Linked DNA regions of Homo sapiens: region 1 is linked to region 2. A link is a contact called in ENCODE Hi-C or POLR2A ChIA-PET data. All regions are on one chromosome and are shown on one strand. The core of a region is the stretch at or near the end of the contact, and the rest is flanking DNA. Distances in the headings are between cores, read along the strand shown. Region 1 overlaps STK31 (serine/threonine kinase 31). Region 2 holds the start of STK31 (serine/threonine kinase 31).

What was found. A loop is a pair of places that touch in the nucleus more often than their neighbours do. ChIA-PET counts read pairs that join two places held with the same protein, here RNA polymerase II (POLR2A). Pooled maps may share reads with other maps.
Region 1: a loop to region 2 is called in a map of Panc1, with 4 times the contacts of the local background. The contact joins the enhancer-like site here to the promoter of STK31 in region 2. A Hi-C loop is called at or near these places in 5 of 168 maps with a recorded cell type or tissue (Calu3, PC-3, PC-9 and 2 more) and 3 of 50 pooled maps. POLR2A ChIA-PET finds 5 or more read pairs at or near these places in 5 of 52 experiments (BJ, HEK293, PC-9 and 2 more).

The regions. Positions count from the first base shown.
Region 1 is chr7:23,758,656-23,762,978 of GRCh38, reverse strand. It overlaps STK31 (serine/threonine kinase 31), which reads right to left. Exons shown (of 24, transcript NM_031414.5): 11 at 56-178. Among named protein-coding and RNA genes, the nearest start is that of STK31, 51 kb to the right of the region's middle. Within about 2 kb of position 2,663, at least 4 of the 41 ENCODE cell types and tissues checked have a DNase peak (open chromatin) inside an H3K27ac peak, as active enhancers do; they include PC-9 and Panc1, where a contact is called at or near this core.
Region 2 is chr7:23,708,927-23,713,943 of GRCh38, reverse strand. STK31 (serine/threonine kinase 31) reads right to left here and starts at 3,725. Exons shown (of 24, transcript NM_031414.5): 1 at 3,609-3,725; 2 at 1,799-1,845; 3 at 1,658-1,710. The coding sequence starts at 3,658.

The DNA of each region.
Region 1 (4,323 bases), core at 1,414-3,913, 50 kb before region 2:
ACTTCTTAAATAAACTTACAATTTAACGTATATTTAATATATTTTTAATTCCAACCTGCAATGTTTTTAAGCGTTTATTAAGAGATGACTCATCAACTTCCAGAATAAAATCTTCTACTGACATGTACAGCTTCTGCTGCATTTCATTTCTTTGGGCAATCAAAATATTCCCTTCACTCTGGAGGAAGAAAAAAAGAATAACCATCATTAATACATCAGGTCTTTTCCGCATATGACCTATATGAAAAAAAGTGATCTCCAAAATTAACTTTATATTCTCCAAACATTATAGCACTTAGGACATTTCTCTCCTTAGATCAACAAAATGACAAAAAAACTTCCTTTCTCTTAATTAAAAATAAAACATTTAAGTTCAACAACTCTGATCTAATTTTTATTTTTCCCATTATTTCTGCAACAATGAAATTTTTGTTTTTCTTACAGAAAATTATATAAGTTCCTACTAATTACATATGGCCTCTTTTCTATTCCCATCCCATTCTCAACTCCTTCAGCTACTCATCCTTCAAGATACACTTAAACACCAGGATAAACCCTCCAATTTGTCCAACAGGCTGTGTTTGGAAATACATATGTGAAAGATATCCAAGAACTCTATGCATTTTCTTTATTATAGCACTTACCATACTGTATTAAAACTATATATTAATATATCCATCCTGTACCCAAGAAAGAAAGAAAGGATATGTCTTTTAAAAATTTTTATCTCGGGGTGGAGGGAGGGGGGAGGGATAGCATTAGGAGATATACCTAATGCTAAATGACGAGTTAATGGGTGCAGCACAGCAGCATGGCACATGTATACATATGTAACTAACCTGCACATTGTGCACATGTACCCTAAAAGTAAAATAATAATAAAATGAAATAAAATAAAAAAGTTTTAATCTCTATTACCTATAACAGTGTCTGGCACATACACTTAAAAGCCTGAATTTTAGGATATTTTTTCTTGCATAAGCTCAACCAGATTATTTTAAAACTATAAATAAAACTATAAAATGTATTATAAAACTATAAAACTATAAAAGCCTGAATTTTAGGATATTTTTTCTTGCATAAGCTCAACCAGATTATTTTAAAACTATAAATAAAACTATAAAATACATTATAAAACTATAAAACTATAAAAGCCTGAATTTTAGGATATTTTTTCTTGCATAAGCTCAACCAGATTATTTTAAAACTATAAATAAAAAAGAAAAGACCTCAAGTAAAGCCTACTGTTTTCATCATTAAAAAAAAAAAACATCTGGGCACGGTGGCCCACGCCTGTAATCCCAGCACTTTGGGAGGCCGAGGCAGGCGGATCATGAGGTCAGGAGATCGAGACCATGGTGAAACCCCATCTCTACTAAAAATACAAAAAATTAGCTGGGCAGAGTGGCAGGCGCCTGTAGTCCCAGCAACTCGGGAGGCTGAGGCAGCAGAATGGCACGAACCCGGAAGGCAGAACTTGCAGTGAGCCGAGATCACACCACTGCACTCCGGCCTGGGCGACAGAGCGAGACTCCGTCTCAAAAAAAAAAAAAAAGCATATGGCCACATGGCAATCAAGTTAAAGAACTATGCAAAATACTTGAATAAAAGTTATCAATTCTAAACCAAAATAAGTACAATAAGGGAAATAAAATGACGATTTCATTTGAGTGGCTATTATGATTATATATTTAGCCAATAATCTACACTTCCATCTATCAAGTAAACTTTAAGTCCGGAAACACAAGCAGTAGTAGAAAAAAAAAATTCTGCTTTCAAAAAAAGTCACATCTGTACTCATAGGATAGTAAGTGCTAAAGCTCCATCCTGAATACTTTCACTATGCTCAAACCACAAAAACAAATAAGGCAGGTTTTTTTACATCTTTTCATCTTACATGAAAATACATTAAGAAGTATTTTAATATCAATAGTGTGGTTTCAATGGAAAAACAATAGGCTTTGCTGTCAGACATGTCTGGGTTCAAGTTCCATATTAACATTTAGAACTAGGGTACGGGCATGGTAGCTAACACTTGCAATCCCAGGACTTTGGGAGGCCAAGGCAGGAGGATTACTTGAGCCAAGGAGTTCAAAACCTGTCTGGACAACATGGTAAAACCCCGTCACTATAAAAAGTACAAAAAAATTAGCCAGGCATGGTTGGTAGTACACCGCCTGTAGTCCTAGCTACTTGGGAAGCTGAAGTGGAGAATCTCTTGTGCCCTGGAGGTTGAGGCTGCAGTGAGCTGTGATCGTGCCACTGCACTCCAGCCTGGGTGACAGAGTGAGACCATACCTCAAAAAAAAGAGTAATTTTTTAATTTTAAAAAATTACAACTAGGTAATCTTGAACAATTTCCTTACCCTTGTAAGCCTGTTTCCTCACTTATAAAATGGGAGCAAATATGCCCATTTTAAAAGTTAATGTAAGAAAATGTTTATAAACACACTGCCTGTGTTTCATAGAAATTAAAAAATTAATCATTCTGCTGTCATCTTCTTTCTCCCATAATCAGAAGTGATCAGTTAGAATCTAATACGTAAAATAACCAAAATCAAATCCCTTCTCCAAACTAAACATTCCTGGCATTTTCAAAAGCCTAGTTATCCTGCTCATACTTCTCATTCAGAGGCAGTCAGGCTGCCAACTGATCAACCTAGGTATGACTAGGGAGTAAGATTTACAGGGTATAATCCACAGAGGCAGAAACCACAAATATTTAAGATGGAACAAGTCCAAACACAACAAGTATAGAGCTCACAGGTGCTAGGGAAAGTTATGGTGGTTGTAGGGAATGGTTTACAAGAAAAACAGGAAGTTCTGTTCAGCCCAATACAATAAATTAAAGAAAACTGCAACAGGAAATAAATATACTTGTACCTAAGCTAATAAAGAATTTATGTAAAATATTTCATTTTCACACCCCTACTCACACACACAAACAACTACCTCCCAACAATAGGTGACTCAGACACTAATTAATAGTAAGGCAGAGTCTTACATGCATAAAACACACCACTCAGACCAGAAAAGTTCCACATTAGCATGTATGAAAGCCACTCTGGTTTACAAGCCTAATGTCCCTCAAAAGCCAGTATCTCTTGTAACAACTCCATAGGTATAGCTTCCAGGGTCCCTCAAGGGGCATGTTTAGTTACAAGAGTCCACATCAAGTATTTGTAGTTTGTAGTTTCTCCCAGTACAGATGCAGTTTGACAATCATAAGTTATACTTACCATAAATAATGTTGCCTAGTAACACAGTTGAAATATTTTATCACATTACCAAGGGAACAAAGAGAGGGAGTTAACCAAAGGTAAAGTTTTCATGCAAAAAGGGAAAAGATTTTGCTACCCCTTATCCACAATCACCAGTTGTCTATTACACCTTTCTTATAAGGCAATAAATGAAGGAAATTATTAATATGAAGATACTGTAAAAGTTAAAGGTTTTACACAAACTATCATTACAATATCTCCAGTTCCTTGTCTTTCTAGAAAGATAACATTTCCTGAGTTCTAATTTGATTACACTGTGATCTGAGAGACTGTTTGTTATGATTTCAGTTCTTTTGCATTTGCTGAAGAGTGTTTTACTTCCAATTATGTGGTCAATTTTAGAATAAGTGCCATGTGGCACTGAGAAGAATGTATATTCAGTTGATTTGGGGTAGAGAGTTCTGCAGACGTCTATCAGGTCCACTTGATAGAGAGCTAAGTTCAAGTCCTGAATATCCTTGTTAATTTTCTGTCTCGTTGATCTAATACTGACAGTGGGGTGTTAAAGTCTCCCATTATTATTGTGTGGGAATCTAAGTCTCTTTGTAGGTCTCTAAGAACTTGTTTTATGAATCTGGGTGCTCCTTGGGTGCATATATATTCAGAATAGTCACCTCTTCTTGTTGAACTGTTTCCTTTACCATTACGTAATGCCTTTGTCTTTTTTTATCTTTGTTGATTTAAAGTCTGTTTTATCAGAGACTAGGACTGCAACCTCTGCTTTCTTTTGCTTTCTATTTGTTTGGTAAATTTCCCTCCATCCCTTTCTTTTGAGCCTGTATGTGTTTTTGTGCGGAAGATGGGTCTCCTGAATACAGCACACAGATGAGTCTTGACCACTTAGCTAATTTGCCAGTCTGTGTCTTTTAATTGGGGCATTTGGCCCATTTACATTTAAGGTTAGTATTGCTCACTCAAAACCACACAATGTCATGGAAACTGAACAACTTGCTCCTGAATGGCTCCAGGGTAAATAATGAAATTAAGGCAGAAATCAAGAAGTGCTTTGAAACCAATGAGAACAAAGAGACAATGTACCAGA
Region 2 (5,017 bases), core at 2,476-4,975:
TACAATTATGTACAGTACATAATACTTGGTAATGAAAATAACTATGTCACTGGTGTGTGTGTATATATATATTTTTTTTTACTATAATTTTTCTTATTTTAGTGTACTCCTACTTATTTAAAAAAGTTAACTGTACAGCCGCCTCAAGTCCTTCTGAAGGTATTCCAAAAGGGCATTTTTATTACAGAAGATGACAGCTCCATGCACATTACTGACCCTGAAGACCTTCTAGTAGGACAAGAAGCGGAAGTGAAAGACAGTGATATTGAAGATCTTGTCTTCGTTTTTAACCAAAAAGTTTTTAAAGTAAAAAAAAATTAAAAGTTTAAAAAGAGAAGAAAGCTTTAGAATAAGGACGTAAAGAATATTTTTGCACAGCTCTACAATGTTTGTTTTAAGCTGTGTTACTACAAATGAGTCAAAAGTTTATTAAAAGTTACAGTAAGCTAAGGTTTATTGAAGAAAAATATTTTTATAAATTTAGTGTAGCCTAAGTGTATGGTATTTATAAAGTATACAGTAGTGTACAGTAATGTCCCAGGACTTCACATTCCTCACTACTCACTCAATGACTCACCCAAAGCAATTTCTAATCCTGCAAGCTCCATTCATGGTGAGTGCCCTATACAGGTGTACCACTTTTTAATCTTTTATAATATGTTTTTACTGTACCTTCATGTTTAGATACATAAAGACTTAATATTGTGTTACAATTGTCTGCAGCATTCAGTACAGTAACATGAGGTACAGGTACACCACATGGCCTAGGTATGTGGTAGGCTATATCATCCAGGTTTCTCTAAGTACATTCTATGATGTTCATACAGCGACGCAGTTGCCTAATGATGCATTTCTCTGTATGTATCCCAGTCATTAAGTGATGCATGACTATATATTTAAGAACTCTGGGTTAATCATATTCTTCTAGAACTTTCTTCTCATATATTCTCCTTATTTCCCACATTACGAGTTCACCTCACCCCCCACCAAAAGGAGTTCCCATGCTGTAGGGAGTATAGAGAAACGTAATTTCTTTCCCTTCCGTATCATGTATAGTTTACAAAACCAAAAATTAGCAGGTCGTTCTGTGCATCAGAGGAATTTACCTTCTTAAATTGTGGAACACAGCCCTTCAGTGCTTGCTTTGTATTTAAAACTGAGTAACCTTACCTAACTGACACCCTCCCAACAGAAAATCAGAAATGTTTCATTCATGCTTCCAATTCTATAATGAGAAAAATACCACATCTCAAATTTAAGCCATTAGAAAAAACGACCGAGATTTTTAACTTATCCTCCTTCAAGAAACAATCTTATAAAAGACCCCTAGATGGGGCTATAACTTCACAAATACAACAGGCTCTCAGAATCCAGCAAAAGCAGCCTAGAATTGAGTGGAATTCTGAAATCACAATCTTGCCAATTTTCTTTTTTCAAACTTGGTGTATTATGGGCATAACACTTGACTCATAATGAGTCAAGTAACATCACAGCTGTCAACATTTGTCTCCTAATAATGCCTGGTGATAAATAATTCAATAAATATTAGGCAATGAGAATGACAAATGTATTTATTCCTGGGTTTTATTTTTGTTTTTGTTGGGGAGGAACTGGATTGGGGGAGGTGAGGGGGGATATCAACCAGTTTGCTATTTACCTGGGCCCAAAATGTTACTGCATCTTCTATGTGACTTCCAACCACATCTTCCACTAAAATCAAATCACAATACAAGGAAAATTAGAAATTAATCAGTATCATCTAGCTCTTACACCCCAAAATAATTTTTAGTGTCAGTACCTTTATCGTAATGTGTATCTTCATCCATTTGAACAATTCCTGAAAAACTAGAACAATACCTTAAATTAGATTACAATAATCCACCATTAATAATGAATGAAGACTAAACTACATCATGTTCAATTCTTACAAATGTTTTGTCCTAAATGCAGTTATCAAAATTCAAACTCTATATTAAAAATGAGCTCAATATTTCCTTCACTAACTAATTCTTTTGAGTATTTTGTAGTAGATGCAATTTTATCATATATAATCTCTATCCTTAAAATTATCTCTAGCCAAACTTTTACAAACTTATACTGAACTCATATACATTTTGATCACTTACATAAATCAATACTTTGAAACAATGTACATATTCTTTTTTTAGAAAATATCCTCCCATAAAAAGGACTTCCACAATGTAAACAAAGAGAAACATTACAAGTAATAGAACAAATGCTTTAAACTGGTAGTCTATTTTATGTAAAAGGCACGGTGGTTACTATTTTTGAAGATTCCGTGGGATTAAAGACTGCAAAAATACCTAAAATTTTGCCTATTACTTCAAAAATAATTTTAATTACATAATATTATACTTTATCAAATGCAAAAATATTCCAAAATAAATGTACACTATGTAATTTTATCTGTAATATACTAAAATACTGCACTTTCCATTCATAAGTGTTGAAGGAAAATTAAAACACAGATTTTTTATGGGTTTTTTTTTTTTTCCCCCCAAACGAAGTCTTGCTCTGTCGCTCAGGCTGGAGATCTTAGCTCACTGCAACCTCCACCCCCCGGGTTCAAGCAATTCTCCTGCCTCACCCTCCCAAGTAGCTGAGATTACCGGCGCGTGACACCACGTCCAGCTAATTTTTGTATTTTTAGTAGAGACGGGGTTTCACCATGTTGGCCAGGCTGGTCTTGAACTCCTGACCTTGTGATTTGCCCACCTCGGCCTCTCAAAGTGCCGGGATTACAGGCCTAAGCCACCGCAATTTTTTAAGAGCTTTAAAAGTTGTCTAGGAACACCACTATACTAAAGTTTCAAATGCTCTCTCATTATGAAAAGGAAAACATTAACTCCTCATCACAGAAAAATAAAATTTTAAAAATGGATTACTTTGTCACAACTTAATTTTTTAAAAAAATTTTTCGTAAGTGGCATGAAAATGTCTCCAAAGCAAGGGTTCTTTTCTACTGGTCAAAAAGCAGTTTTTAAATTCAACTGACTGAAAAGCTGTAATAACTTTTAGGGAGACTATATATTCCCACGGAAAGCATTAAGGCTTAAATTCAGTAAAAGTTAAAATTACTTTGGAAATCTCTCCACACACTCCAAGAAGCTACTTCTAGAGTAGTTTTTAAATCTTATTTTAAAATGACTTGCCCTGATTATGAAGGCACTGATGCCGTACCCACTTTCTGCAAACAGAGATCACAAAATAGTACGTCCAAATCTCCACTTCGTGATGAAAATTTGGAAGAAACGGGTACACGTAGCTCTCTGACACTTATTTTATAAGGGATTTTGAAACTTAAATGGCACAGAATTTTCGAGAAGGGGAAGAGAGTGTGGAGGCTGCGTGACCGCGTCTTCATGGAGATCATTCAGGCCGGAGGTCTTTTCGAGCCACTTTCGCCTGCCTGCATGCACTCAAAAACTGGGGCATCTGGCACCCCTCTGGGGTGGCGGGCGGCTAGAAGGTGACAGAAAACCCTGAAATGGGCCTCGTCCCAGGATTGGAGACTTAAAACGCAAGCAGCGACGAAAATAGTCCTTGAAGCGGCCACCACTGCACGTACCACAAAAACTACTACTGACCTCACACTTTCCGTTGCGGAAGCTCTAGAAGAGTGACCCTGGACCCACATACTGGACTTTCGGCCCTCCGCCCGCCGTAGCACACGTGCAGCGGCTTACCGCGTGAGCTTCGACCGCAAGGGCCCCACACTGCGCCTGCGTGCACAGCGCTGCGCCATCATCCGGTGTTAGCGGGAGTCACGTGGCAGCCACGGCCTGCCGCCTAGGAAGAAGCGTGCGGGAGCCGCCTGACGCTGGCTGCTGCCGACCCCCAGGCACTGAGGCTGCGCCCTGGTGATTTATAGGCCGGGGTGGGGTCTAGGGCCAGTTCCTTTCGCAAGGCTTCAAGCTGTGACTTTAGAGGTGACGTAGGATTTCGTGGTCTTTCCTAATCTGTTCACGTGGATTTAAATTTTAGAAACACCCAAATTAGAAGAACCCCGACATTCTATTTACACGATGGAAGAGAGAAAATAACTTTGGTAACTGAAAATGTGTTTTTCAGATTGGTAGCTTTACAAGCGTTGGTCAACTAATCCTTAGATTCCACAGCTCTCTGTAGTATTACAACTTTTTCCACAATCTTAAGAAGAAAAAATTAGTTGTCTGCTTCTTTGCAGATATTACACTTTGTGGCAAACCTTACACAACAATTGAAAATTATCTCCGGTTAATTTTTAACAGCTTGAAGGTTAAAGTACAATAAACTGCAGATATCAAAAGTGCATAATTTGTTAAGGGTGAACATATGTATACACTGTTGAAATCACCTCCACAATTAAGATAAACTTTTCCATCACCTCAAAGTTTCCTCATGCCCGGTTGTAATACCTGACTCCTCCCAGCTCCCGTTCTGCTTTCTGTCACCATATATTAGTTTGCATTTTCTAGAATTTTACGATAATAGAATCATACAGTATGAACATTTAATCTAGCTTCTTTCCAATAGCATAATTATTTTGATTGATAAATTTCGTCCTATGTGTCAAGAGTTTGTTGGGTTTTATTGCTGTTACTATTCCACTGCATGAATATAACACAATTTGTTTATCTACCTTTTAATAGGTGTTTGGACTGCTTCCAGTTTTGAATTGTTTCAAATAAAGCTGCTATTGTGTGCAAGTCTTTGTATGGACATATGTTTTCATATCTCATGGGTTAGTACCTAGGAGTGGAATGGCCAAGTCATAGAATTGTATATGTGCTTAAAAAATTGCCGCATAGTTTTACACAGTTGTACTATTTTATATTCCCACCAGCGGGTTTCAGAGTTCTAGTTGCTCTATATCCTCACCATCATTTGATATGGTTTGTGTTTTTAAGTTTAAACATTCATGTATAAATGTTTAAAGTGGTATCTCCTTGTGATTTTAATTTGCATTTATTTCTCTACTAACTAAAAATGTTGAGAAACTTTTCTTATGTTTATT